2 separate regions of the Homo sapiens genome follow, and region 2 is linked to region 1. Evidence: chromatin loops called from intact Hi-C (ENCODE). Cell type or tissue: dorsolateral prefrontal cortex. All regions are shown on one strand. Links, peaks and the distances in the headings refer to the core of each region. The heading gives the core; the rest is flanking DNA.

Region 1 (15,878 bases), core at 7,375-11,374:
TTGCTTAGGGCTGGGAAGGATGGGAACATAGGGGAGTAAACAGAAGAAATGGGGGCTCTTTCTGAGGTGAGAGAAATATTCTAATATGACTCTGGTGATAGTTGCACCTGTGTATATATCTGTGAATATATAAAAATCCATTGAATTATACACTTTAAGAGGGGAAGTTGTATATGAACGATATATCAAAGCTGGTTAAAACGTATTGGCTTGGATCATGAACAGTCCAGGGGTCCACACCCCTTGTCACTCCCACTCTCAGCTCTTCTTGCCTCTGTTGGCTTTCTCACTTGGTGGCAGAGATGATGACTAGTAGCCCCCAGCTGACCTTTTACCACTGTGTTAGTTCAAGCTGCCATAGTAAGATACCATTAGAGTGAGTGGCTTAAATCACAGAAATGTATTTCTCACAGTTCCAGCAGCTGAGAAGTCTAAGATCAAGGTGCCAGCAAGGTTTGGTTCCTGTGAGGACTCTTCCTGATTTGCACCTGGCCACCCGCTGTGTTTTCTGTCCACAGTGCATGCCTTTCCTCAGTGCAAGCATGTGGAGAGGGAGCAACCTCTGGTTTCTCTTCCTCTTCTATGTACTCTCATCCTGTGGGATCTAGGCCCTATCCTTATTACCTTACTTTAATTACTTCTGTAAAAGCCCCATGTCTAAATATAGTCACATTGGGGATTAGGGCTTCAACAGATGAATACTAGGGGGTGGAGGGGGTATACGAATCTTCAGTCCATAAAAGCCACACTAGCAAATGCAGTCAAAAGCACACTTCCATACCAAAGGGGCTAGAAGCTAAAACTATAAGCACACTTCTCTCCCAAAGGGGCTAGAAGCTGCAGCTGCCTGCTCTTAGCCCAACTTAGAGCAGGATTTTGTTTACGGACCAATCACTTTGACAACCCAGGCCAGAGTCATATAAACACCATCAAAGCCTGAGTGGATCAGCCCCACCCTAGCCAGAGAGAAAGTGCCTCATCCCAAAGGGAAATGTTGAGTCTCATCAAAGAAAAGGGGCAAGATGAGGCCAAACAGTAAATAGCCCACAATGCAAGGTCCACAGTCAAGGAACCTGCATCCCAGGCTTAGATGGGGCAGAGACTGCCTGTGTGTCCAATGGCTAGTCACCAAACTCTATACCCCTGTGCATTAGTCCGTTTTCACGCTGCTATGAAGAAATGGGTAATTTATAAAGAGACTGGATAACTTCTAAAGAAAACAGGTTTTATTGACTCACTGCTCCACATTGATGGGGAGGCCTCAGAAAACTTACAATCATGGCAGAAGGGGAAGCAGGCACATCTTACATGGTGGCAGGAGAGAAAGTGTGAGCGTGTGAGGGAGGCACTGTCAAACACTTACAAAGCCATCAGATCTCGTGAGAACTCACTATCACCAGAACAGCATGGGGGAAACTGCCCCCATGATCCAGTCACCTTCCATCAGGTCACTTTCCTATATATGGGGGGATTATGGGGATTGCAATTCAAGATGAGATTTGAGTGGGGACGCAAAGCCAAACCATATCACCCTGGTACCCCCAGATTACAGCACTGGGAAGATGAGAGGAGAAACATATGTGACAGCACTCAAGAACCAGAACTCAGAACTCAGGGGCTAGAAGGGAACTTTAGGATCCCCACCTCCCTCATTTAACAAATTTTTCAAAACTAGTCTACAGAGGTAGATGTAAGACAACTTGATATGATAATTAAAATTGATTTCACACCACTAGACCTGAAAAAGACAAATTCATGCACATTTGCTAGCTGTCAGAACTTTAAGCAGGTGACTTCATCTCTCTCTTCATTTTATGATTAAATTGCCAATAAAAAAATCATCTCATAGGACTGTTCTCGAGATTACGCAACATACTTTGCAATGCAGAGATCAGAATGCCACACTCCACACTCATGTAACTCAGATGGGCCATGCAGACGTGAGGTTATTGGACTTGAGATATAAGCAGCTTTCTCTGGAGCCTGACGTCTATCTCCAACAGAAGGAGAGAACTGAGCAGGAGATCCTCACCTTACTATGGTTAGAATGTTTGTGTCCCTTCCAAAATTCATGTTGAAAGTGAATCCCCTGTGCAACAGGATTAAACATGCATCCTATAGGAAGGTGATTAGCATCTTATAAAATGGCTAGAGGGGGCAAGTTCATCTCTTCTTGTCCTTTTTGCCTTTCCTCCATGTGAGGATGGGGTTCGAGGTGCCATCTTGGAAGCAGAGATGGGGGCCCTCCCTAGACATTGAACCTGTCTCCGGAACTGTGATAAATACATTTTTGTTCTTTACAAATTACTCTGACTCAGGTACTCTGTTTACAGCAACACAAAGGGACCGAGACGCCTCTCTTGTATGAGGTCTTGTCATGCCAAGTGTATGGGATTTGGAGTCAGCCTGGTCACAGTTTGAACCCTTGTTACACCATTTTGAGACTGCGGACCTCAGAGAATCTGTTTCCTCTTCTGTAAAATGAGGTGACTATTCCTCTTCTGTAAAATGAGGTGACTATTCCTATCTAGCTTGGGGTACAGTAAGATTAAATAATGCATGTCAGATGCCTGGCACCTAGCGGGGATCCAGCTCATCTAGAACCTTCCCCGCTCTTTCCCCTCGCTTGTGTGGCAGGAGTGGTCTTGGGCATCATGAAATCATTCGACCCCAAACTGTCTCCCCGGCAGGAGTTTGTTTTGCTTTCTTGAAATCGGCCATCATTCAATTCCTCTGCCAGAGTCCATGTTAGCCTGAGACCAACTGGAAATTTTTTGCCTCTGAGAAAGGAAACCAGAGAGACTCCTCCGTGAGCTCCGGAGGAAGAGACGCCAGCCTTCTGACTTCTCAAAGCATGTTATTCGCATCACTACCTACTCAGGCCACACGGGGGAGCCGCGGGCCGGGCAAAGGCGAGTCCGCGCGCCCGCCCAGCGCACACCTGCCCGGCGGTGGCGGATGCCGGCTGCGGGCTCCCAGCGTGGGCCAAGAGTCCTCACTCGGCGAGTTACACTGAAATCAAAATGAAGCAGAAAGATGTGGCTTTAAAAAGAGAAAAACATTTTCAAGTCACGTGCTTTTTTCTTCGCTTCCCTCTTATCGTGAAATCTGAGAAATGTCAAACAAGAAAGGAATGAAGTAAATCAGGATTACAGTTTAATTCGAAGGCAGGTGGTGGGGGGTGAAGGGGAGGGAAGGAGGGAGGGAGGAAGGAAGCAGGAAGGAAGGATGGACGGATGAATGGGTCTATCCTAGGATCCTTCTGTTGGTGTGAAGTTGGGAGTGACTCGGGTTAAGCAGAAATGGGATTATGCGAACCCTCAGTCACGTGTCTGGGAAAAGGATCTCTTGAAAGACTGGAGGTTTTAACAAATAAGGATTTGCCCGCATTCGTGTACTTTTCGGCACTATTTTCTCAAAACAGCAGACACCTGTGGGACTGAATTGTTCACTAATCCTCAAAGAATAAAAGCAACCTAGAAGCATTTAAAGGGCAGTTAAGATAACAGCCTGAACTTGGACAAGCAGGTGGCCAGTTCCTTAAGCAAATACTTAGACACCTAACTAAACACTACCTCTCTTTTTTTCCTTGACTTAAGCATTTCAAACCAAGCCCCCACCACCTTCCTGAGCCAGGGTCCGCAGGAGCTCCAGGGCCACTACACATGGTGTTGCCCTGCCCTAGATAATCAGTAAGTATTCACTGAATCAATAAGCACTTTAATAAATGATCCTCTCTTCAAATCATCATTAACCTTAATCCTTAGCATGAAGGAAATAATGAAATAATGGTTATTATAAGTTAGGTCTCAAGAATTCAAGCATACATGAAACATGCCATGCAAATCATATTAGTGTGTAGTTGTTACAACTAGAACACTCAACCAAGTCACACGTTCCAAAAAGCTCCAATCCTAATAATGCTCCATGCCTATAACCCCTTTGAGCTATTCCCCTGTCACCAGCAGCCTTCCCCCTTTATAGATTTAATCTTTTCATTCATCCCTTCATGAAGTAAATCCTGTATTGAAAACTCCAAGCTGCTCACAAATAAGATAAGCCACTAGAGGTATGAAAGTGATTGTCAGTTACTCAATCTAATGGGGAAATCAAATAAATGACAGTGGGATCGTCCAACAGATCAGGTGGAAGGGCTACAGGAGGAGTGTGGTGATGGGATGTCACAGGAGTTTTACAGAGAAGGTGACTTTTGAGCTGTGTCATCAGGAAACAGTAAGACTTTGCTAGTTGGAAAAAGTCACAAGTAATAACTGCAGTTTCCCAATTCATAATGTTTAAAAAGCATGGGTTTTTGAGTCACACAGTCCTTAGACACTTGACAAGATAAGGCATTAATAGCAGAGGTTCATTTGGCTTTTTCACAGTGATAAATTCATTTATTTTTAAAATATTTTGGCACTCCCCTTTAGTTCTACAAATGTACTGATACTATACTACAGTTATCAGTGAAGCAACAGCATGTAGGAGTGGGATCCATGGGTTCACCTAATACCTTAAATATCTGCCATAATCTCTTGGTAGTCCTTCCCTCATCAGTGATGAATAAGTGGGAAACAAAATTATTACACAACCCATAGTGTTCATAAGAGAAACCAAACCAGTTCTTTGCTTCATTCATTCACTTATTCATTGACTCAGACATTAATATTAATTGCTGATTATGTTGCAAGCCTTGTCTAAGGTTACTACCCCTAAGGAGCTCCCAGATTGGTGTAGACCACAGAACAAAACCAGGTAACTCAAGTGTGTTACCAGGTGACACCAGCATAGTGAGGACATGAAACGGCCAAGCTGGTGAGCACAGAGGGGCACAGCAGAGAGGGACCCTAATCCAGACCTGTGGCATCAGAGAAAACTTCCTGGAGGAGGTCTTTCTGAGCTGCTTCTTGAAGAGTGCTGTACTTTCCTCTAATCTGGTCTGGAGGGCTCTCCCTGGAGAGGGGTTATAAATTCTAGTCCTGCCCTGATGGGGCTACAGGAAAGGCGGTCATGAGTATTTACAGTGTGCCTTTCATGGGATACTACTTTACCCTGGTCAATGGCCTCATGCCTAAGTGTCTGACTCATGACCAGGTGTCCCTCTCACAGGAAACTTGTTTATATTGGCAGACACCCTTGTGGCTCTTGTCTGACCTGTGTCCAGTGCATTCTTACCAAGATAGCCACTCTGTAGGAGAGCTCTGACGGGGAGAAGAGTTAGGTTCGACTGTGTCCGTGGGGTGAGACACAGAGGAGGCAGTGCAACAAACACATTAAATAACAAAAGCAGTGCATTACCTACAGACCCAGAGAGAAGAGGGCAGCACGCCTTGCCTCACAGGGCCAGTGGGATGAGAAGAGCTGTCCAGGACACATGCACTCAACCAAGGAGTGGGGAGCAAGAGAGAGAGAACCTGTGGGACTAAAGCCTTTACTGGGGACCAGGGCATTACCCAGTTTCCCGTGGGTAATTCTACTTGGTGGGTTTGGAGCAAGCAGGTCCATGTCTCATGCAGTCACACTGGGACTGGTCACTATGGCATATCTGCACAGTCCATGTTAGGTACGTGGGTCAGTAAGGTGATTCAAGTAGGCTGCATTGGGAGGTGGTCCCATAGGGAGGTGGTCACCAGGAGGCAGTTGTATAAGGCAATGTATAAGTCCATTTTCATGCTGCTGATAAAGACATACTTGAGACTGGATAATTTATAAAGAAAAAGAGGTTTAATGGACCCACAGTTCCACATGGCTGGGGAGGCCTCACAATCATGGTAGAAGGTGAAAGACATGTCTTACATGGTGGCAGTCAAGAGAGAATGAGAGCCAAGTGAAAGGGGTTTCCCCTTATAAAATCATCAGATCTCGTGAGTCTTATTCACTACCATGAGAACAGTATGGGGGAACCGCCCCCATGATTCAATTATCTCCCACTGTGTCCCTCCCACAACACATGAAAATTATGGGAGCTACAATTCAAGATGAGATTTGGGTGGGGACACAGCCAAACCATTATCAGGCAGATATCTGGATTGACCAGGTTGAGGAACTGGGAGGAAGTGTAGAACTGGAAACTCTGTCAAGGGTGACTGAGCCCTGCTTCTGGTATGAAAGAGTTTAAGTTTCAGTCAAAGTAGATGCTGCAGCAATGTAAAATTATGAGTTCATGACAAGGAGGAAAGTCAAAGGCCAGCCAGAGAGAATGGCATGTTCCACTGCCTGGAAGCAAAAGAGCCCACTGTGCCAATGGTTAGTCTGACTGGAGTATAGAGCTCCAGGCATGGCAAGTGGTGGCTGAAAATGAACCTAGAGAGAGGCGTGAAGGGCTCAGAAGTTGCTGAAGAACTTGGAATGCAGCCAAGGAATGGTTTTAAGCAGAAAAGCGATAAGATCAAATCTGTCTTTTGAACTTCACCCTGGCTTTAGTATAGAGACAGGTATAACAGAAGGCAAGAAGACAGATTAGAAACCTTTTGCAATAATGTGCGAGAAAAACACAACTGATCTTGGCTAATCAACAAAGTCCCAGTCTAAGTTAGAGGGCCAGAATGATGATTTGGATTCAGTTTAACTGGCCACTGCTTGGGTCTGCTGAAGAGCTAGCAAAGAAACTAGCAGGGAGGCACAGTGTAAAAATGATAGACGTAACCAAATTTCTTGTGGATGCAGCTGTCGTATTCAGGGGAGGAGGGTCCCCTCTCTGGAGGTGGAGGGAAGACTTTGAATAATGCCCAGATGCATTATTTGAATCAGCAAAAAGAGCCCACCTCTTCCCTGGCTGGACTCTGGACTCTGTTTCTTTCCATCATATTAGGCTTAGGGCAGGCCTGACATGGTCGGTCTCAGTGTTGGAACCCTGAACTGATGTCATGGAAAAAGGGCCGGTGAAAGGTAGGAAGATTAAAGATGTTGAGAAAAATGTCAATAGGATAGGGTGATGAATTGCACCTGAGCAGTGAGCAGAAGGGAGGAGTTCTGCAAGGTGTCTGGATTGGTTGAGCGCTGTTTTCTAATTCAGGAGAAAGGGGGAGAAAAGAGTTCATAGCAATTAACACTATACGCCAGCCAGTTTACATATTTTGACTTACTGAAATCTCATAACACTTCTGAAGGGGATCGTAGTATCCTCATCCTAGAGTTGAGCAGCAAGGCTCAGGGGGGCCAAGGGAAGTGTCTGTGCTCATAGGGAGCTGCAGAGTCAGCTTCAGGAATCCACAATCTCTCTGGAAAGCTACATCAACACTTCTCTTGTCTCTCACAGTTGGGCCTTCTGGTATTTTTATGCTCAACTTCTTAACTTCTCTGAAAAAAGCACGGTCTCCTGTAGTAAGCAGAAAACAATCTTCCACTCACTGAACTAAGCTGCTGACTTTTTACCTCATCACTTTTTTAGAAGTTCAAGGGATATTTCTTGTTTATCAGCTGCTCCAGTACAAGTTCATCTAACAGAACACGTCAGCTCTGTGTGCAATCTGAGCTTCACATGCAGCTTCCTGCCAATGAGCTAATTTTGTGGCATGGTTTTAGAAACAGAAGAGTTACTTTGATGTTTTGGAATAGTTAAGCCTCTTGGAGATACGAGCATGACTTTTCCTTTATCCACAAACTGCTATTTGCAAGACAGTGGAACCTCTTGGAAACCAACGAGTATCTTCATAGATTCATATCTAAGTACTTTTCTGAGATTATGAGAAAAATACATATTCCACGTGATTTAGGTCATTATTTCTAATAAGGGGACAGTTAGAGCACTGCTTCTCTGCTTTGGTTTCTTCAGCCATGACACCTGAGAAAATTAATGGAAGTGATAAATCCAAGAGAATGTGGCCTCCAGGGAACAGAAATCCAATCAAGAAATGACTATTTGACAGGTTGTATTATTATTCATCTGATGACTCTTATTTCTAGATATACAATGAAGAATGTCAAAGAAAAGGTAGCAAGCTACCCAATTCATGCAATAAAAGCAAATGTAAACCTTATAACTAAACGATAAATACAGCAGTCTTGTTTCAACATTATCATTATAGTGGACAATATAAACGTTATGTACCAGGCACAGTTCTAAACCTCTTCAATAAATTGTCTTACTTAAACCTTATAATGATCAGTAAGAAAACTATATTCCCATTTTACAGATATGGACACTGAGGCCAAGAAAAGTTCATTTGCAAATGACAAGAAGATGATTAGAATTTGGGCAGTCTGGCTTCAGAGCCTGTGGCTGTCATCTTAAATACTACTAGGAATAAACTCAGTTATGTATTTTAAGGGTAGCCTGGTTGACCCCAAGGGTAGCCTAGTTTATCTTGGTCTTGATAGACTTTTGCCTTTCCTACTAACAAAGTGTTGATAAAAGATTCTTAAGTCATTTCGTGACATGGCAAGGGAGAGAAAACAAAGTATCCTCTACCACTGTTCTCCCTCAACCCCTCCACACCCCAGCTCTGCAACTTAACAAGAATAAACTTATTGTTAACCCCTACAATCTTCATCAGTCCTTACGGTGGTTTTATGGCCTAGCTCTTACAACAAAAGATGAAGCCAGAAGAGCACCTTTTACTCTTTGAGGAACTGTCCTTTCCCCACTTGGTGTGTTCGGGTGGACACAGTACCCTATCCCCGACCTAGGTGATTGGTCCGGGGTGGACTGATATACCATCTATTTTTAGATATGAAAATAGAAATTCTTAAAAAGTTTAGTCATCACAAATAGTAATAAATCCATTGCATGTAAATACAAATAACTTTTTAAAAAGAAAATAACTATATTTTCCAAAAATGATTAGTAAGAAGATAGGCATTGCTCTGCATGTTTTCAAATCTCTTCAACATTTGGCTTAGTAGAAGACAGCCAGATTCTCATAGCTTCATAGATTCCATTAGCCATTGAAGCAATGAGGTTACCACATGTCAACTAACTTCTGGAAGACACCACTGTACGCTTGGCAGAGAATGAGTGAAAAAGGCAACTAACATCTTAACATTATAATGAAAGTAGTTTTGACTTTGCAGAACCCCATGAAGTTCCCATGTCACACTTTAGGAACCACTGCTCTAGGGAAATGTATCCATTTTTGACTTCACTACTTACTATTAAGGGCTTAGACTCTAAGAAGTTACATGTTTTACTGTAGACCTCATCTGCTAGATACGTAAATATTGTCTGTCTAGTATAAAAGATAACTCCACAGGTTAGGATCTGTCTCTAATTCAGCAAACATTTAAAAATGCTTTTCCTGGTGAAGACATACATCCTATTCCTTTCATTCTCCTTTGAACCACTTTTGCCTATTGGTTCTCTGACCAATGAGTTGAACATAATCTTTGACTTATTTACTCTATTTGTATACTTATGTTTTAAACTTTTGGAACATGATAGCTTGACATGCACTTGGCTATTTCTGGAGATTTCACCAAGTTTTCTGTAAGAAATGGTTAAACTTCTAGCTAGGCTGGCCCTTGTGAAAGTAGAAAGGAGACAACAGGTGATTTTGCTAAAAGAAACTCGCTCTTCCGCAGCTAGCAAACATGACTGGATGAGATTAAACAATCAAAGCCCTCTCAGCATTTAAAAATCCCAACTCTCAGTCTTGATCCACAGGAGCAAAGGGTAGATTCTAAAACCATGGACGCGATGGGGATCGGGAGGAGCCTGAGAACCAGGAGACCCCTGATCATCCCCTTCTAAGCCCCTCCTCTTATGCATACCCTTCTGGGCAAAAGCAATCTGGTGGAGTTGCAACATGCATGTATTGGACTGAATTATACACGTTCTGTTGGAGAGTGGTGGTGGTGGTGGTAACTAAGAAGGCAATGACAAAATACTCCAGTTATTACAAAAAAAAAAAAAAAAAAAAAGCCGGGCGTGGTGGCAGGCGCCTGTAGTCCCAGCTACTTGGGAGGCTGAGGCAGGAGAGTGGTGTGAACCTGGGAGGTGGAGCTTGCAGTGAGCCGAGATCACGCCACTGCACTCCAGCCTGGGCGACAGAGCAAGATTCTGTCTCAAAAAACAAACAAACAAACAAACAAAAAACTCCAATCATTCCGTTTGTCATGAAGAAAAAAGTGGTATGAGATGAACCTGTCATTCCTGCCACTGGTGTTGGCTCCCTCACTGTGGGATCCTAGTATTTATGTAATATTTGAACAACATTGTCCTAACTGCAAGCCAGCTGTTTCAGCTGGTACACAACTTAAGAAATAATGGAAGGAAAACCTAACTGTACTAGACTCATTGAGAAACAGAACTGTGTGGTTTGGAAGTGGTAAGTGATTTTCAAGTGCAATGATGACTTCCTGTGATGACTTTAGAATGTGACTTTGCCTAAATTGCAATTCCACAGGAGGCATTATGACCATCATAAAGTATTGGAGCAGGAAAGAGAATCTCTGCCAGACCATTGCAGCCAGTAAACTGAGAACTAGAAAATAGGCTGTGTTGGTGCTAAGAGAAAAAAAAAAAGAGCAGAGTTCAGATCAAGGATCAGATTTCCAAGGTTGCTGGAATTGCTCACCAGTCCTACAATACCCAAAGTCAGATCAACAAGTAGCTGGCTAGTTAAGGGTGTTGCCACAGAAACCTCTAGCCTGGCAACAAGCTTTTGAGACTTCTCTAGAGTAGTCCTCAGACCCCTCAGCCTACAGCAAACGTGCGCCCCCAGAATGGGAATCCTTACATGCAGCCATGGAAGACAATGGGTAAGCTGATGATCACAGAGGAGAACCTGGGGAAGCAGTGACTCACCATGGAACCCACTTTAAGGCCAGGGCTTCCTCTTCTCCCCATTTCCAAATGAGTGTTCTTACAGTGACTCTCCTATTTTCTCTCCGTAACTATATGTAAGCAGTCCAGCTGAGTGGTTAAGAGCACAGGGATCAGCGATATTCCCTGAATCTGGACTGAGGCTTTGCACTATGTGACCTGGATTCACTCCTGTTATCTCATCTGAGAAATGGGGATTACAGAGTCTACCTCACACTTGTGAGGATTAAATGAGGGCAAAACATTTCATTTATCTGGTACACAGAGGCCTTCAATAAATATCAGTCATTGTAAGGTATATTAGGGGTAAAAATATCATTTAGCCAATCATAGGTTGCTGGATCATGAGCAGCCACATCTGGATTTGATCATCATAAATATTCTGGACTAAGACATGTCCCTATAACTAGAGACTCCGAAGGAAGCAGATGACCTAGATTTTCTCTGATTTTTAGTTAAATGTGGGTCAGCACTATTCTTTAGGTCACTCCCAGTGGTATCTATTGGTTTGGTTTTCCCAACCTCCCTTTAATTTTTTTAGAGACGTGTTCTCACTGTTGCCTAGGCTTGAGTGTGGTGGCAGAATCATAGCTCATTGCAGCCTTGAATTCCTGGGCTCAAGTGATCCACCTCCTGAGTGGCTGGGTCTACAGGAATGTACCACCATGCCCGGGTTAATTATTTTTTTGTAGATACAGGATCTCACTATGTTGCCAAGGCCAGTATTGAAATCCTGGTTCCACCGATACTCCCGCCTCAGCCTCACATAGTGAGATTACAGGCGTGAGCCACCATGCCTGGCCTCCTTTTTTTTCAATAATAAAATCTGTTTTAAATGGAGAATCTACTTCAAGTCAAGTGGGCACAAGATTCATGTCTAATCAATGGCATGGCTGAATTGGGGGGATCACATTTCCCAAACTGAGCCCATTGGGACCCTTCCCTAGTCTTTTCTGCCAAAGCTTATGAGGAGACACCACCTTTTTACTGCAGCTGTTGTTAAGCCACCAGGACTGAGTATGGTTTTCTCAGAAGCCACAGAGCACACTACATGATGACAGTCTATGTGAAGAACTGTCACGCTTAGAAAGGCAAACCAGAGAAGGAAAGATGAGCCCTAAGGACCCCGTTCCAAGTCCCTGCTTACACTCACTGAAGTCCCTAAGCTCAGCTGCCTTCTATGGCTTCCTTTTTCTGTTACCCACCTTTGGGTTCTGTTCTTGCCACTGACAAAGACCTAATATAAAAGGGAAACACTGAGCAATTTGGAAAGGAGATAATCATTTGAATTCACAGCTGGTGTTAAGGGGAGATGGAAGTTACATGTATACCATGAAAGAAAGGACAAAAGGAAGTGTAAAGAAGGGAGGTTATATTGAGAAGTAGCCTACGTGAAGAATTTCACTTAGAGATTATGTGGCAGGACTAAAGTATGTGTTAACAAGCCCTGCCATTGATTCTGAGGCACACTAAAGTTTGGGAACCACTGTTCTAATCAATGTTTCAATACAAAATATACCTGTGCTTCCTTACCAATTTTCTGAAAAAACCCAAGTGCGAAATTTATGTTAATACTACTAAACTCACAAGGGCATGGACAGTAAGCAATGGATAGTCTTTACTGATGGAAAGACCACAGAGAAAACAGACTACCTGAAAGATGTAGATTATTATAGCTCTGAGACTGGCACCGTGTAGCTAACAGAAGGTGCTGGTTGTGTCAACAGATTTAAAAATTCAGAAAAAAACTAACTTCTTCACAGTTCACTATTTCCCAAAAGGAAATATGACACTAAGACTTAAAGGCACATATTTTGCAATTCATAAACCTTTTCTTGGAGCATAATTTTTCATCTCACTGTCACCAGCCACCTCCTTCCCAAACTGTCCTTGTCATCTTCTAAATTTCTTAAATAGTAACATTTCTTAGGAACTCAGAGGATAGTTTTCATGGCTTAAGCAAAAATGTTGTAAACTTAAAAATAATCTGTGACTTTCTGGTTATCCAAATGCATGCCTATAGATTGCTCCTTTTCAAATTGTGACTTCCTTGAAAAAATGGCTCAACTGAAGCTTAATTTAGAATGTAAAAGAGCAAATGTAGTATCTTTTAGTAGTTATACACCTTTATATGTACCTTATATAAATAAATATGAACAGTGCCTACTTAATTTTAAAACTGTCTTTTTTAGTATATCTTAGAGATATAATAGCTGGATATAAAGTCACCCTATAAATTGCTTGCTTTCTTAAGACGAAGTTAACTCTTCCAGGATGAAACCTCCACAATTCTCTACCTCAAAAGCTTCGGTAGTATTCTAACAAAATTCTGACAAGTATTGAGTCAGATTTTGGCATTCAATACCAATGGATCCTGATCCTGTTTTGTGGATCAAAAAAGTAAGCTTATTTTCATTTGTAGCTTTGGGTAGAATACACTGGTAGTTTGTATTCATATCCTAGAATCGTGGAACAAAGGATATGTGTTACCAATACACTATCATTTTGGGGAATGAGTTCCTGATCTGTGAGGACAGCAGCCACAAGGAAGGCTGCACAGCAGGAGGGGACAAATGCAGAGGCATTCACATTTTCCCTAATAGTTTCAAACTTTTACCTTGTCTAAGAAAAAATTAAAAGGTAGATTTAAGGAGGGAAAAAAATGGGCTGAGGTTCTTAATGCTATCATTTAACAGACCATGTTAAATGCCCATCATATAGGTAAAACAGGTCCATCACCATTGCCACCAGATTCCATACAGGACAATGAGACTTAGATCCTTAGGTATTCGACTACTACCAAAAAAAATATGTCAAGTTGGTTAACCCACCAACATGTTGTATTTATTATCTGAACTAGAGAAACTAAATAGTACTTTCTATTGAGCATATCCTAGAACTTGTACCATCTTTTCCCCAAAAGTTAAACATTAAACTACCATCTATTTCCTCTGGACCTACAAACTTCCTATAGGTACATAAACATAAAGAGGGAAGCATATCAAATGGATTTATCTTTTCTTCCTGGTGAGTGAACAACAAAAGCCTGCTGGCTCAAAGGTGAATGATGTTCCTGTTTTAAAAACTGTTGGATGGTCTGATATTAGAAAATGTCACATACATAGTTGCCTTCAAATTCTCTTTTAGCTTTCCAAATAAGTGAGTAAACTGGCCTGAATAGTGGCTTGAGAATAAGGAAGATGACAAATCAAAAAATGGATATTTACATTTTGTTTCAAACCTATTAAAGGCAGCCTGTAGCCAACCTATATTTCTAACTATAATTTGCCTTACCTGAACACACATTTACTGGGCGGACAGGTGTAAGTAATTTGGAAATGACCAATCTGGAAATGACCAATCTATCCCAGCCATCTATCTTATGGATCAGCCAGCAGTGAATGCATAATAAAGAAATTCCTGGGGATAAAAGACCTGGGCTCTAGACCAATATCCTTCCTTGATTTACCCCATGACCTTGGAAAACTCCCTAAACTGCTCCAAGCTGCTTTCTCAAGAGTAAAAGAAATAGCTGTCCTGCATATATACACACCTACAGTCATATTCAAATGAGAAAATGAAAATGCTTTCTAAAACTCTAAATGAGCTTAGACAAAAATCTTTGGAAGGAAAGAATCAGATTATATTCAGGGACTATGAATCGCTTTTAATCTTCCAGTTTCCTCATTCACAAATGAGAGATCTGGCCCAAAGATAAAGCAGAATTAGAAAAGCTAGGTCACTTAAAAAAATACCATAATGAGCTGCATCTCAGATGGTTCAGTCATACTGTGAGCATCAACAGTGATTATTGCAAAGGTTTAAGAATAGTGAACGACTTTTCCAGGGCGTGAATATTAAGGTAAAAGCTATTTTAAAAATTCAGAAATGAATGAAGCAATAGTTATCGAAATGAGATAAAACCACAAAGCTGGCAAAGACTTATTAAACAGATATAAGAATGGACATTAAATAGGTTTAATGAATCCACTTCCTTTATTGCAGTAACCTCTGTACAAAGCAGCAACTGCAATACTCAAGGTTAAAACATTAGAAAAGCATTTGTGTGACAGGTATATTACAGTATTATCAAAATATTACATTTTCAGACTTACTTAGCAGATAATCATCCACCAGAGCTTAAATCTTTAAATTATTTCCATAGTCTTAAAAAATATGTAATGTCAGAATGCATATAAAAAGAATGTAAAAGGAAACCTAAAATACAAATGGAATAATGTAACAAATAAATATTTGATTTCAGTAACTGTTAATAATCAGCTCAACACCACCATTCTCTCTAAACTCAATTTAATTCTTATAGGAATAATGAACTGTCAAATGCCATGGCATAATTATTTATTTCCAAGCTATCATCAATGATTAGAACTAAAAAAAATTTGGCATAAAAAAATCACAATTCAGCATAAATAAAGCTATTTTTAGCTTCAACACTAGCTAGCATCTCTAAGAATTGTTGAAATAAGTACTATAACCTTGAAAATTTTCGACCTGGTGTCTAGTGTTAAGTGAAAGTAATGCATTTTTTTTAAGTGAAAAGCTTCTTACATTATTTCACAGACAGTATTACCCACCCCACATTATGAATAGTTAGATATATTTTATGTACTTTATACCCACATGTATGACGCATGACATTTGGTTCCTGTAGTACAGATCACAATGTTGTTTTCCTGAATGGGAAAAACTTAAAAAAAAAAAAAAAAAAGGTAAGTGTACCTGTGCACATTTCAAGATAGCAGCACTCAGTCCATGCCCTATTATCCATCTTAAAAGTTCACACATTATTGTTTACTGAATAATATTTCTACTGTCTTTACCCCCAAACATTGCAAAACCTGCAATGGAACAATGCTGTGAGTTATAATGTAGAAATTTTTTTTTTTTTTTTTTTTAGAAAATCAGTTACTTCATTTTCTTAATATTCTGAATTCAAGTTATCAGATCTCTATACCTAGGTCATACTCATGAAGCAAAAATGCTGCACACCACTGAAAATAATAACGTTATAGATGTCTATCAAGATTCATGAAAACCAGCCAGGCGCAGTGGCTCGCACCTGTAATCCCAGCACTCTGGGAGGCTGAGGCGGGTG
Region 2 (15,878 bases), core at 7,401-11,400, 350 kb after region 1:
AATAGAGAAATTATAACAATATATTGTAATAAAAATTATGTGACTGTGGACTCTCTCAAAATTATCTTATTGTACTCTACTGTGGGTAACCGAAACTGCAGAAGGCGCAACCGTAAATAAGGGGGTACTACTGTACAAATCAGGAAGTCATCTGCAGATAAGGGTAAATGAAGGCATTTAATTGAAGAGATTGTCTCTGGAAACACCAGAGAGTGAAAAGAGAAAAAATGTGTAGGATTGAGCTATGAGGAACTCAAGGATTTAATGAAGGATCAAGAAAGATGAGCCTGCTAAGACAGAGAATGAATGGAAGGATGGGGGTTTGGAGGAAGGAATCAAGAGAGTGTTATGACCTGGAACCCAAAGGAATAGTGTTTCTAGAAGGGTGTGATCAACAGTGCTGCAGGCTGCTGAGTGGTCAAATGCAATAAAGATTTAAATGGTTTCATGATGAAGGTGCCATGGTGCCTTTGGGGAGCTGGGAATAGAGTCATTGAAAGGGTGGGGTGAAAAGCGAGTGGTGCATAAACACATAAGCAGACATCTTTGGAAGTACACAACACCTGGAAACAATGGTTATCTCTAAGAAGGACTATGGGGCTGAGGGAAGGGTTGAGAGGGAGAATTCTCACTCCAGATGTTTTTTTTGTTTGTTTTTTGTTTGTTTGTTTGTTTGCTTTTTGAGACGGAGTTTCACTCTGTTACCCAGGCTGAAGTGCAGTGGTGTGATCTAGGCTCACTGCAACCTCTGCCTCCCAAGTTCAAGCAATTCTTCTGCCTCAACCTCCAGAGTAGCTGGGATTACAGGTGCCCATCACCACGCCCGGATAATTCTTGTATTTTTAGTAGAGACAGTGTTTCACCACGTTGGCCAGGCTGATATCAAACTCCTGACTTCAGGTGATCTGCCCGAATCAACCTCCCAAAGTTTTGGGATTACAGGCATGAGCCACCACGCCCAGCCTCCAGGTGCTTTTGATGCTTTGAATGTTGTACACTAGGAATGTATTATCTATAAAAATTGTGAAATTAAAAAAAGGTGGCTGAATTTAGCAAATGTAGTCAGGAAGCATAGACAACTTGTTAAGAGTGCTTGGTTCAGAAAGGGGTATGTGTTTGAGAAAGGGAAGAATTTTAACATTTTTGAATTATTATACATATGGAAAATAATGTTTCTAAGGGATACTGAGGATCCCATTCTGGGTAGCATATGGGGCATAGATAGTCCCTGGAATGAGGTGGTAGTCCAGTTGCTGAAACTTCCACTGGTGTTAACTTGGTAGAATATTCTGGTGGACAGTAAACATCTGGGTTGGTGCAAAGATTCAGACTCTTTCAGCATGGGGATAGCAGAATTTTTTTTTTCTGAGACAGTCTTGCTCTGTTGCCCAGGCTGGAGTGCAGTGGCACGATCTCAGCTCACTGCAAGCTCCGCCTCCTGGGTTCACACCTTTCTCCTGCCTCAGCCTCCTGAGTAGCTGGGACTACAGGCACCCGCCACCACACCCGGCTAATTTTTTGTATTTTTCAGTAGAGACGGGGTTTCACTGTGTTAGCCAGGATGGTCTCTATCTCCTGACCATCTGCCCGCCTCGGCCTCCCAGAGTGCTGGGATTACAGGTGTGAGCCACCGCACCCGGCCAGGGATAGCAGCATTTGAAAACAATGAACTGGCTTGCTGTGATGAAGCCTAAAGAGAATAATGGGTAACTGATGATAGTTGCCAAACAGTTAAGAACTAAGTGTGAGGACCACCAGGCATCTTTAGTAGCTTACAAAGTGTCTCTCCCTCCTGTTATGGGAGAATAGCTGCAGTGAGGAGCAAACTCAGAGTTTTATAGTCAGGGTTGCTAAGCTTCAAAGACAACAGAGGGCTCAGCCGAGGCTCTGGTTGGGACAACCTGGGACCCCGAAACGTGAGATGGAGATATCTGGGTGAATGCCACAGAAGTTTGTGGCTCTGAAGGCTATCCTGACCCCTCAGAGTGTGTAAATGTGACTGTGTGTTTCACATAACAGCCAATACTTCCCCCATGTGAGAAAACACTGCAGAGGCCTCTCTTCCACAGGCTGAACAGGTACTCCCCTTAAGGGCTACACCCACCTTTTCTCCTGTCTATCATGTAAAAACAAGGTAATAATCAAACATATGCTTTATGCGTAAAGAAAATAATTGTGAAAATGTGAGTAAATTCAATTAAATGCAAAATCAAGCACTATTTTACATATACCTTCAACAGGATGAACTGTGACTAAGCCAGACTGACGAGAATAATTGAAGGGGAAGTCAAGGAGAGGAGGCACGTGTGATAGGCAGTAGTGTTTGCTCTCTGGGGTTGGTATCGTGGAAAACATTTTGAGCACAAAATAAGAATTATTGACTTCAGCAGAGAGGGGACCATAAAACTAGTGTTCACATTTAATTTTAACTGTTAAATTTTGAATGGTTATAAAACTGGTTTAATTTTTCATTACCATAAATATTTACAACCCTCAATATATCACAGAACACCTACAACCCATTCTTGGAACACACAGTATTCTGGCAAACCAGTTGGTAAACTCTGAGACAGAGCAATAGCTAGACAGATGTGTGGGCTCAATGTAAGTCATTTTTCTTAACTGGGAGGGATGTAACCATGTTCAAGTGTTGACAGGAAGAATCTAGTTAAAAGGGAAATTTAAAAATACAAGAAAGAGGCCAGGCACAGTGGTTCACGCCTGTAATCCCAGCACTTTGGGAGGCCGAGGCGGGCAGATCACGAGGTCAGGAGTTCGAGACCAGCCTGACCAACATGGTGAAATCCTGTCTCTACTAAAAATGCAAAAATTAGCCAGGTGTGGTGGCGTGCACCTGTAATTCCACCTACTCAGGAAGCTGAGGCAGAAGAATCGCTTGAACCTGGGAGGTGGAGGTTGCAGTGAGCTGAGATCATGCCACTGCACTCCAGCTTGGGTGACAGAGCGAGACTCCATCTCAAAAAAACAAAACAACAACAGCAATAACCAAAAAAACAAGAAAGACATGGATAGTTGATATATGAATAGTTGATATTAAATATCATAAATAGTTGATATTCCAAGATTCCTGAGATAGTGGGAGAGGACTTGACCAAAAGCTAGGTGAATGTTGGTCTCGAAGAAGTAGGTACACAGGTTTGCATGGTGGTAGGAAGCTGAATTGGCCTGTCTGATAACATTTTAGAATAATTTCCTAATCCCTGCTCAGGGTTCTTAGTTGTAAATCATAGACACCAATTTAATAAAAATAATTTACTGCTGAGAAATTTGGAGAATGAGATCAGAAAACAGGCCAAAGACAAGGGAGATTTGCAGAAGCCAGGACAAGCACCCAATCCTGCAGCAGAACTAGTCTCAGGTGGCCCAGATTGCAAAGCCTCCATGGTGGCACCAGGGACAGGTGCTTCTTGTTGCTTCTGCAACCTCTGCTTCTGATGCTTTGTTTGTTTGTTGTTGTTGTTGTTTTTCAAGATGGAGTCTCTCTCTGTCGCCCAGGCTGGAGTGCAGTGGTGTGGCCTCAGCTCACCGCAACCTCCACCTCACGGGTTCAAGCGATTCTTCTGCCTCAGCCTCCGGAGTGGCTGGGATTACCGGCGCCTGCCACCATGCCTGGCTAATTTTTGTATTTTTAGTAGATATAGGGTTTCACCATGTTGGCCAAGCTGGTCTTGAACTCCTAAACTCAGGTGATTTGCCTGCCTCGGCCTCCCAAATTGCTGGGATTACAGGCTTGAGCCACCGCACCTGGCCCTCTGCTGCTTTGGAAACCGAAATTTGCTAGTGCCCCAAGGAATTCTCCCTGCCCTTTCCTGTGCATCTCAAACTCTCAACTCTCAGTGCAGGGAATGTACATCTGACTGATCATATTCTTTCATCCAGGCTGCAAGGGACGTTGGCCTGCTTATACGGTGGGCTCTGCTTTCCTTGAAGACCTATAGAATGGAGAATTTCCTTGTTATAGGTAAGGGGTTCCAAATTCTGGGAAGCTAAAATATCCACCAAGATGCCTACTGCACACCATGGAGTACCTTTGTGAGAATCAGCAAAAGATGCCCATTGAGATAGATGCATTCTAGTGCATTAGCCCTGGGAGTACCTTTAAGAGAATTTTTAAAAATTACTCTTTCTCTGGGGGGATCCTTTCCTGAGTCAAGGAGCTCAGTTAGACCAGCAGAATGTAGCTGAATTTTAGTCCCCACTTGCCCCTGAGCTGGGTGCCCTTGTCCAAATATATGCGATGTTCCTGGTGGCTCTACACCTGCCAGAGATAAGGGGATTAAGTGTGATCATGAAACCACATGCAAAGAAGCGACAGATTCAGGCGGCAGCACTGATCCCAAGCTCTATAATCCCTACGGCCTTTATTTTACAACCAGCCTTAAAGGCATAAACTACTATTGCTTTACAGTCAGTTAGCAGATGTTATCAGAAAAAGCAGATAAACCCTCTTTTATTTCTTTTGTTGTTGTAATTCTCCAAGTGTGGATCTGAGTAAGTACAGAAGTCTGGTAGGTATAATAAATGCAATTGATCTTGTTTTCACTAAAGACTTGAAAGGTCTTATTTGGATTTTCTGAGTCCTATCCTGAGAGATTCTTCTTCACAAAAAAATTTTCTCAGGCTGGATCCTGAGCTGTAAGTCTTGATTTAGTTTAGGAAACAGGACTGGCTTTAGGAAAAGGTATTACTGAGAAGTTGAAGATTTGTTTCTGCTTCCTTGGTCTTGTATCTCTCTCCACCTCTTTATGAGCCTTACAAATCTCTAACCTAAGTCAAGTATAAATTACTCATTTGGCAACATTTCATTTCCTTTTACAGGCTTTAGGAGCCTAAGGCCAAAAATATGAATCTCTAATGATGGTATTTAGGTACTTGTAGGCAGTGGAGGAAGGTTCTCTCAGGGCCGACGAAATCACTCTTTTGTCCCAGGAGAGCCAACTCTTTCTATATTCTGGAATTCCTGAGGCTATCTTGCAGACATTCTCTTGAACAGAGGTGAGCCAAGCTGGACAGACCTCTGGAGATCATCCTAGATCAGAGTGGCCAGTTGAAGTCAGCCTCTATCCCCTGTGGCTTGTGGGCTGCTAAGCTGAGAGTGCTGAGGAGGTGGGAATCCTGGCTGTAGAACTGGGGAGAATAAGGCAGTCTAGGCTTACTAATTTCAAGTAAATTCAATGTCCTTTTATTTATTTATTTATTTTTGAGACAGAGTCTCACTCTTTCGCCTAGGCTGGAGTGCAGTGGCATGCGACCTCAGCTCACTGCAACCTCTGCCTCTTGGGTTCAATTGATTCTCCCACCTCAGCCTCCCGAGTAGCTGAGATTATAGGCACCTGTCACCACGCCCTGCTAATTTTTGTATTTTTAGTAGAGATGGGGTTTCACTACATTGGCCAGGCTGGCCTCAAACTCTTGACTTCAAGTGATCTGCCCGCCTCAGCCTCCCAAAATGCTGGGATTACAGGTACGAGCCACCACACCTGGCTATATAGACAGGATTTCTAAAGTTTACACAGAAGCCTTTCTTTCTGAGTAGGTGGCAAACTGCTCCTTTTATATAGTTTATCTTCAATGTAAAATTTACATAACTAGTGTCTTTTCAAATTTAAATAATGGATACTGCCTTTTCTCCCCAGAACGACCTAAGTGTCTCTGAAGTAATAATGATAGCTAATTCTTATTCAGTACTTTCTGCATGCCAGATACTATTCTAAGCACTTTACATATATTAACTCATAAGAACACGATAAGAATTTTATGTGGTAGAGACTCTTATTAGCCTTTTTATTTTGCAGTAGAGGAAACTAAGGCACAGAAGATAGGCCAAGGTGAGTGGCAGAGTTTAGGTGAGAAGTCACATCTAGTAAGTGGCAGAGATGGGTTTTGAATCCCTGAAGAGTTATCCGGCCTGAGCTTTTAATTGCTATTGTTGGACTGGCTTCAATAAGGAAAGTTACCCAGGCTCTCCAGGAAGAAAATATGAAGGCTAGAAGTAAGGTCAGGAATTGGATAGCCAATGGATATCAGGTAAACTCAGACCAAGAAAATAAAAGTACAGAAATGCAAACAGGCCCAGGGAAGGAGGAAGTTCCAAGTTCACTCTCAAGTTGGGCAATGGCTAAATCCCTCTGTGTTCCATTTGTTGTGAAGTTGTTTTATGACCCTCTGAATAAAAAGACTGAGCCTGTGTGACCACGTGAAGGGTTTACTATGGCACTGACTCCAGGAGGACACAGAAATGCTTCACAGACTGCAACCATAAGAGAGAACCAGGACCATGCTTAGGAGCAGTAATGATAAGAAAACTGTAGCCACTCAGGAGTTTGGTCACCAAACATAGAGATTAAAAAAAAAATCACTGTAATCCCAGCACTTTGGGAGGCTGAGGCAGGCGAATCACTTGAGGTCAGGAGTTTGAAGACCAGGCTGGCCAACATGGTGAAATCCTGTCTCTACTGAAAATACAAAAATTAGCTGGGTGTGGTGGTGGGCACCAGTAATCCCAACTGTTCGGGAAGCTGAGGCAGTAGAATCGCTTGAATCCAGGAGGTGGAGGTTGCAGTGAGCATTTATTTATGTATTTATTTATTTATTTATTTATTTATTTATTTAAGATGGAGTCTCACTCTGTTGCCCAGGCTGGAGTGCAGTGGTGCAAACTTGGCTCACCGCAACCTCCACCTTCCAGGTTCAAGTGGATTCTCCTGCCTCAGCCTTCTGAGTAGCTGGGATTACAGGTGCCTGCCACCACGCCTGGTAATTTTTGTATTTTTAGTAGAGACGGAGTTTCACCATGTTGGTCAGGCTGATCTTGAACCAGTCCTGTTTTTTAAATAAAACTTTTATATTTTGCCAATCAGAAACGTACAAAATGACATATAGCTATTTTGACTTACTTTAGTTATGAGGGAAGTCAAACATCTTATCTGTTTATATTTTATGTCCATTAAATATGGACATACTGGGTTTAAACATTAAATTGGCTGTTTTCACCTTCTGTCATAAAGTTCTATATCTTTTGAAAGTAGATTGGTCTTTAAAAGAAATACTGTCAGCAGCAAAAATATAACGGACTATTCACTATGTGAATTTCAAGGGAAGAAGCTTCTTGGAAGATGAGTTAATAATGGAGGAAAAATGTGAAAAATAATTTTGATTTTATCAGATGGCTAGGAGGCAAGGATATTCTAAACAGAGGAAACAGCATGAGAAATGGCATGAGACTGTGAAAGTATGGGTCCACCTTGAATGGGCAAAAGTGCATGGGGGAAAGTAATGAAACACAAAGCATAGCAAGAGATTAGATTGTGCAAACTCTTAAAGGTAGCACCATGGAAATTTGTTCTGTAGAAAATCATGAGTCATACTTTTAACCATTGGATGGACATTTGGAAATAACACTGGTTTGATGATGAAAATAAACACGGGACCAGTTGAGAGATGATGAAGGCCTGCACAAGAGGGGGACTGTGGAAATGCTGAGCAGGGAAAATATTAATCGACCTTTTTCCAAGGTAGAATTGACAGAATGTGGGAACCCATTAGTTCTAGAAATGGGGACAAGGGAGGAATCACTGATGTTTCCCTGTTTTTTTTTTTTTTTTTTTTTTTTTTGCTTTATTGACTAGGTGAATGGAAACATCTTTAATTAAAATAGGCACTATGGCCAAGCGCGGTGGCTCACGCCAGTAATCCCAGCAGTTTTGGAGGCTGAGGTGGGTGGATCACTTGAGGCCAGGAGTTCGAGACTAGCCTGGCCAACATGATGAAACCCTGTTTCTACTAGAAATACAAAAATTAACCGGGCGTGGTGGTGAGCGCCTGTAATCCCAGCTGCTCGGGAGGCTGAGGCATGAGAATCGCTTGAACCTGGGAGGTGGAGGTTGTGGTGAGCCGAAATCCTGCCATTGCATGCCAGCCTAGGTGACAAGAGTGAAACTCCTTCTCAAAATAAAAATAAAAACAAAATAAAATAGGCACTACAAAGAAAGATAATATGCTTTTGTGGGCGTAAGGGGTGTGTGGGGTGAAAACGGGTGCAAAATAAGTCCAGTTTTAACATTTAGATGCCTGTAAGAGGTCAAGGAGAAGATTCAGCCTTGTTTCATGTATTCATTCATTTAACAATTTTTTTTTTTTTTTTTTGAGACCGAGTCTTGCTCTGTCGCCCAGGCTGGAGTGCAGTGGCACGATCTTGGCTCACTGCAACCTCCGCCTCCCGGGTTCAAGGAATTCTTCTGCCTTAGCCTCCCGAGTAGCTGGGACTACAGGCACGCACCACCACCACTGGCTAATTTTTGTATTTTTAATAGAGATGGGGTTTCACCATGTTGGCCAGGCTGGTCTCGAACTCCTGACCTCATGATCCACCTGCCTCAGCCTGCCAAAGTGCTGGGATTACAGGAGTGAGCCACCAAGCCCGGCCAAACAAATATTCTTTTATTATTGAATGCTACTTATCTAGGCCCTATTCTAGATTCAAGGGAGACCATTGCAGGAAAGACAAAGTGCTGGCTTTTATAAAGGTTACATTCTACTGAAAGTAGTTAGAATATTAATTTCAGGACAAATTTATGATACACAGGAATGATATCTTACTCCTTGGGTACAGTGAGGGACCATTAATATGTATAGCACATACATGTCCCTCTTGACTCAGCATAATTTTTTCATGCTAAAGTAAGAGTTATAGCTTTTTTTTTAAAATTGCATTCTGTTGTTTCTGTCTATCATCTATTTAAACCCAAGGTCTTGCTCGCAATAGAATCTTCATTTATGACAAAATTCACATGGGAAACTAGCAAATACCTTGAAATGATTTGCTTGATGACAAATTTTTCAGATAAATCAGTAAACTGTGTTTGTTTGTTTGTTTTTCCTCTGAGCCTCACTTGTCTTATTTGTTCACTAAGGGGCTTGCAAAATGATCTCAAATGCCACCTCCCTGAGCTCGGTCAAGTCTGTCCCATGTGGTTTCCTCGTCCTATTACTTCAACTCTCTCCTCAGTACTATTCACAGCTATAAATATGCTTAAGACTTTCCTTTCATACAAACAAATCAACAAAAGAACCACCTTCTTAGTGCACATGCCCCTCAAGCTCTCACCCTGTGCTCTCATTCGTGGCCACATGTCTTGAAAGGGCGGCCCACTCTCACTATTCCTACTAGCAGCATCCCAACTCACTCCCTGACTCTCCTCCAGACAGCTCCAGTCTCCATGACTGACATGGAGGCAAGAACATGGCTTCTTGGCTAATAACAGCCATTTATTAAAATAAAAACTGCATCTTTCTTGCTTTTCTTAGATGGTGGTATTTACTAGTTTTATTCCAAATGCTGCTTTTTCAAGTCCATCCAGCTCCTTCTTAGTATCTCAGGGTTATTTGTTCTTCCACACATGACCCTTCTTAAGAACAGAGACTAGCAGTGCAATCTTGCTATCTTCAAAGAACCACAAAGAGAAGGGTGGCGCCCTTTGGTTTAAAAAATAATAAACAAATAACAAAAGTCAATTCCGCTGAAATGGTGGCACAAGGCCCTGTGAGGCTTCAGACATTATTTCCTCCTCCTGTCTTCCCAGGGTTTCTTGGTATTTTAGGGACACCTGCTGACGGTGTCAGCTGCCAGAATATTGCTGGCACCACATGGTACGAAACAACAAAAGAGCAAAGACAGGGCACTGTTGGCTGGGCTGCTCGGCAGGCTGCCACTGTGAATGCACAAAGAGCAGCCACACCATCCACATCCTGCTGCGTCCCCAAAATATCTCACTCATCCGCCACACAGCCCTGTCTCCTCACCCTTTGTCTCTGCTAGAGGGAAATCCAGCCTAGTGCTGGATGAGAAAGATTCACCGGGTCGCTCAGAGTGACCTGGGCAGGAGCAGACACCCTCACAAGGCAGGGGTGAGCATACCAAAGAAAAATTGCTTAAGTTAAACCAAACCCTGAATCTGTCTAGAACTCGGGCTCTATTCTACTCAGCTCTGTTATTGTGATGGTTGGCTTTGTAGTCTTTGTCAAATCCATTTCTGAAATCACCTGTCTTACCCATCACAATATCTTTCAACTAAATTGTCTCTAAATCCTGTTGCCTCATTAACAAGTTTAATCTACTTTGAAAATTAGACTTTGAGGCAAACAGGGATGAAATGATTAAGCTAGCACAGCTTCAGGTATAAATTTTCACTATGAGAAATGTATTCATTGCCTGCTGCAGGATCTGTCAAAGCACATATTCAATTACTGATGGCTTGCAAGATTTTTCCTGTCTTATGAGATGCCATGGAACAGGGCAAGAAGAAAGACACAAAAATGGGGCCATAAAGGCAAAGAAATATACACTGGCAGACTCTTGAAAAGGGATGATGTTGTTTATTTTACGTTTTTTATAGGGATGGGTTCAACACAAATTAAAATCTATAAAAATAGCTGGTCCATATAATGTCTGATAACCCAGGAATGCACACCTTTCTAATGTGCTAATATAAAGAAGATTAAAACAGTTAAACTAGAATATGGTTTTACATTTGTTTAAGCTACTTTTTTCCCTTCTTACATCACATAGAATGTTATCAAAGCTGATGGCATGAAGGAAGGGGAAAAGAAAGAAATCGCCTACATGAAAACCTGCAGACCTTGGGTAGGATCTGGTAATGTATTTCTTGCCTCTGGCTAAGTCAAGAGTTATTCTTGGGGCTGGGCGAGGTGGCTCATGCCTATAATTCTAGCACTTTGGGAGGGCCAGGCAGGCGGATCACCTGAGGTCAGGAGTTCGAGACCAGCCCGGCCAATATGAGGAAATCCCGTCTTTACTAAAAATACAAAAGTTAGCCAGGCATGGTAGTGCATGCCTGTAATACCAGCTACTCGGGAGGCTGAGGCAGGAGAAGCACTTGAACCCGGGAGGTAGAGGTTGTAGTAAGCCAAGATCACACCACTGCACTCCAGCCTGGGCGACTGAGCAAGATTCCGTCTCAAAAAAAAAAAAAAGAGTTATTCTTGGATAATTACTGTGTAAATGATAATAAAATCAACAACGGCTTAAATCCCTGGCAAAAAATTGAAGTCACTAAGAGATTAAAAAAAAAACTTTTGGCTGGCTGCGATGGCTCACGCCTGTAATCCCAGCACTTTGGGAGGCTGAGGCGGGTGGATTACGAGGTCAGGAGATCGAGACCATCCGGGGTAACATGGTGAAACCTCGTCTCTACTAAAAATACAAAAAAAAAATTAGCCGGGCATGGTGGCGGGCACCTGTAATCCCAGCTACTCGGGAGGCTGAGGCAGAAGAATGGTGAGAATCCAGGAGGCAGAGCTTGCAGTGAGCCAAGATCGTGCCACTGCACTCCAGCCTGGGCAACTGAGCAAGACTCCATCTCAAAAAAAAAAAAAAAAAAAAAAACTTGACTAAAATACAGCCCAGGAAATTAAGGTGATGAAGCAGAAAGTGTACACTATCACAGATGCCATGAAACTCCAATTCCTTGCACTTTTCGCCATAGGCAGTATGTCCAGGAAGGCTGCTCCCAACAGGCCCTGTATAGTGGAAGTTGTGACAGTCTCTATTTCCATTTTCATTTCTTTTGATTGTTTCCTCATCCAGAGAATTAGGGGATTAGCCAGGTTGCATCTAAGACATCATAGCTCTGAGTTCTAAGATTCTAGTATAATCATTGAGGCAATCTAGAGGGGTGAACATGTTGGCCAACTCTAGACCAGTTAGCTTGCAGATGTGTAGCATTCACTACATTTCAAAAGTTTCAATTAGTTGCCAATATTTAAAAATTGGAATATTTTGTAGAAAATTACACATGTATAACTGCTTTTGAAAGTAGGACTGGCTACATCGCTTTTGAAATCCAGTGCAAAATGAAAAGTCCAGGTACCTTTTGTTCAAAAATTATTAAGAATTTTGGCCGGGCACAGTAGCTCATGCCTGTAATCCCAGCACTTTGGAAGGCCAAGGTGGGAGGATTGCTTGAGCCCAGGATGTCAAGATCAGCCTGGGGAAGATGGCAAGACCACATCTTTACAAACAATTTAAATATTAGCTGGGCATGGTGGTTCACACCTGTCATCCCAGCTACTTCGAGGCTGAGGCTCCTAGGAGGATCCCTTGAAAACAGGAAGTTGAGTTAGCAGTGAGCTATGATAGTACTGCTGTACTCCAAGCTAAGCCGCAAAGTGAGACCTGTCTCTAGAAAAATTAAAAATACTAATAATAAAAAAGAATTTCAAGATGGGGATAGCAGAGCATCAAACCAGGTGTGGGTCCTTCTGAGTGCTGGCCCTGGGGCACTGCAGGGAATGCATGCCCTTGAAGCCAGCCCTGCTAGAAAATTCAGAGGAGCTGGCACCTCCGCCCATTTTCCTTACAAAAAGCAATGGGAGCTAAGTGGTGGCTCCCCCTTTAAAACAGAGCCTGTCTTCTCTGGGTCAACACAGCCTCTGTCACTCCCTTTTCTGTCCTCATTGAGGCCAAGCAATAGTCAACATTCATCATTGCACTTGCTCAGTGGATTTTTCACTGCAGCTTCACTGAACTCATTTACACAACCTGCCTGGCCCCTGTAGAAACAAGAGCTGTTCCCTCTGGTCCAAACATTAAAACTGCCCCCATACCAAGGCATGCTTACTGATCACTCGTTGGGCTGGTGACCCAAGGCTTGGGTCATGGCTCATGACCATGGGAGCCACCCATACACACGTTGGACAACTCCGTTTGTTCTAAGACAGTGTAGTCAAGGGTGAGTATATGTTAAGAAGCAGCTCAGCATGGACCACAGGGCCTCCCCACTCCAGGACCTCAACATGCCTTTCTTGCTCCAGAGGGGTTACATGGAATAATGCAGACTAGGAGACAGATGAAGCCTCTTTCATTCTAGTATTCAAAGAAATCTACCATTTTATGAAAACTTGAAAGATTGTGTTCTAAAATGAAAACCAAGATTAAAAAAAAATTGGCAAACACAGATGCTAGTTTAAAAAATCACTCCTTGTTTGCAAATCAACACCCACACAAAATGTTGAACATCAGTCATTCCCTTCAACCCCATCTGGTGCACATTGATGAATCTTTCCCCTGAGAGAAAGTAATGCACTTTGGGAACTCAGAGGACAAATCTGAAGGGCTCAGCTCTTCCAGGTTATAATATACTCCGAAATTATGTGCTTTGTTCTCTTGAGCCTCAAAATTCACCATAAGCTAAAAGTGTATTTCGGACTCCACTATACTGTTGCTCCACATCCTAATACTAATTTGCCTCTTAAGGGCACATACAAACTGAAGAAATGTCTTTCTGCTAACAGTTCCTTTTCCTCTTTGTTTGACATGATGTTGTTCCTGGCACTGTAAAGTATTTCAATTTTTGGGACCATTTCCAGGTCACATCTTATTTCTATACAAGATTTGTTCTATACAAAACCTGAAAAGGCTCAAAGGTCAGGGTTCTGGTTGACTTGTTTTGCCAGATTTCTCCCACTTGGTCAACATTTTTACTTCACTTCCTAGCTGAAGCCTGTGCCAGTGCTTTTACATTCATCAAACTTAAAAACCCACATGGTAAATATTTGGTAGAAACTTTATATGTGAGTAATTAAAAACATGATAGATTTAACCCTTAAGTGAGCAATATGATGAAACGTATTGCTTTTTATTGCTTCTAGTAACTCTTTCTCTTTCACTAGTCTTGCTCTTAAACCTAGATAATGATGAATATTTTACATTTAGTCGTAATAGGTCTTTTTCAAAAAGTGCTTAACTTCCTGGAGTCTTACTGCAGCTCAAAAAAATGTGAAATAATTTAACAATTTAATAAATTAATTAATAATTTAATAAAATAATTTTACCACACCTTCATTTTTGTACTTGTCTTTATTCTGTTCTATTGACATTTATGTATACCATTATAGGCACATACATTGCATGTTTTCCTATATGTATGTCTTTATTTTGTTTACTTGTTTGGAATGTTCTAAGAAAAAAGACTGCAAATGTGCTTTTTTTCTTTGAAGCTTTATTTCTACTCCACCCATGCAACTACAGGGCTCTGTGTGTCCTGTGGTTACTCAATAAATATTAGGGATACAGAGATAATTTGACGATTATAAAACTTAAGCCAACCTCAAACTTTCTTCACTTCCTCTTTTTCTTTCTCAGCCTTATACATTTAACTTCTTACCCAGTTATTTAAGAATGTCAAGTCCAAGAATCCTATGTAATGTTGCTTTCTAAAACAATGGCTGTATTTTCTACTTGTGGCTCTCATTCCTAGCCAGCAAGGGTAGGGGACTCTGGCTTCAGGTTTTCATGACAGCCACCCTCAGACCTCTCAAATTGAAACATCAACCTTCACCCTCAGGGTCTTTGCTAGCCATCCTAAGTGAGTCTGCAATAATGGCTCACATTTGTTAAGTGTTTATTAAGTGTCATATGCTCTTCTGAGAACTTTACATAGATTGTTTTATTTAATTCTCATGAAACTTTATGAAGTAGGTGCAAATATTACCATAGTTCTTTGAGGCTCTGATGCATTTTTTTTCAAATCTCTGAAATAAGAATTTGCCTTAAGATGGAGTATTGGCAGTATTTTTAAAAACTCTTATTTGTACATAAAAGGATCATATATATATATATATCTTACAATCCATAGACTCTTAGTGTGATGAAATACAGTATCCCTATTCAATCGGCAAGGATACACAGCTCAGAGAAGTTAACCTAAGGTCACGAGGCTGTACAGTCATTCCAGAGCCCAGTCCCTTGACCACTTCCCTGCAATGTTGTGTAATGGTACTTGCCACTTTTCTCCATAATTATATCTTTATAAAAATATTCAAATTTATTATTTTAAAAACCAATGATTATTTTTATTTTGTGATTTAAAAGTTGACCTGTATTCATTATAAAAACTTTAAAAATAGAAAATTTAAGAAAGAATTATAAATCACCTGAAATTCTACTAAGATTACTATTGCTAACATTTTGGTATATTTTCTTCCTGGCTTTTGTTTTCTTATGTACATTAAAACATACTTTATAACATTTGTAGCATACTAATACATATAACATTTGTAGTGATGTGGTTATGTATTCCTCTCTTTTCACTTAACACTGAATGATGACCATTTCCCCTTGCTATTATATGTTCTGTGATAACATGACTTTGAATGGTCATCTACTTCCTCTTGTGGAGTTGTACTGTAATTTAACACTTAGTTTGTTTCCAGTTTTTCACCTTAAGCACTTGTAATAGGTAGCCTTATTATTGCCTTAGCATTCCAAGAACTGTTTATACTTATTTTTAAGTTATCAGGCCTTTCTCAGTTTATCAAGAGAATTAAGAGTGTATACCTTCCATATGGAGGAAGACCTGTATGTCTTAAGTGTCTGAAAAATCCAGGGTTCAGGTGAAAACCATTTACCTAAAGAGAATAACAGCTTCCTGTGGAGCTGCTACTTGGCATTGTTCAGCCTCCTTGGGAGGGGATGTAATCTCACGGGAAGAGGCCCAGGCTGTCAGTGTGTTTGAGGCTGAGTCACCCCAGCGACAGTCTTTGCTGCCTACCAGTTCTGGTCACACCACTGAAGTACAGACTACACACAGGATGCTGCTTTCACAGTGTTGAGGAGAGAGTGTGGGATACACAGGAAGAGTGAATATGGAAATTGGGGTCTAGGCAATCTGATGTGTACATTTTTAGCGCTCTTGATCTTCTGAGCCTCATTTTCTTTTTCACCTCTTCTCAGTACTGGCAACAAGGAGGTGAAATGTACAAGTAACCATCGTAGCAGAACTCAGTCTTTAAAAAAGGTTTCAGTGGACCTAAGAAAAGGAAGTTTTAAGAGAGACCAT

What was found. Peaks named below come from ENCODE experiments on the same cell type or tissue, not always from the same donor. Only the 100,000 strongest peaks of a DNase experiment are listed, where the experiment ranks them.
Region 2: it touches region 1 in a loop (2.5-fold over the local background); 2 of 110 quality-filtered maps call a loop at or near these places.

The regions. Positions count from the first base shown.
Region 1 is chr5:128,188,535-128,204,412 of GRCh38, reverse strand. SLC12A2 (solute carrier family 12 member 2) reads right to left here. Exons shown (of 27, transcript NM_001046.3): 27 at 14,736-15,878. Among named protein-coding and RNA genes, the nearest start is that of SLC12A2, 110 kb to the right of the region's middle. RefSeq lists a silencer at 2,804-2,983 and an enhancer at 5,789-6,168. In dorsolateral prefrontal cortex, for the core only: no CTCF peak of the experiment used is centred there; no DNase peak of the experiment used is centred there; H3K27ac peaks cover 472 bases.
Region 2 is chr5:127,838,577-127,854,454 of GRCh38, reverse strand. The region is part of intron 5 of CCDC192 (coiled-coil domain containing 192); the gene reads right to left. Among named protein-coding and RNA genes, the nearest start is that of CCDC192, 140 kb to the right of the region's middle. In dorsolateral prefrontal cortex, for the core only: CTCF peaks have their summits at 9,428 and 9,631; a DNase peak (open chromatin) is centred at 9,714; H3K4me3 peaks cover 664 bases; H3K27ac peaks cover 2,373 bases.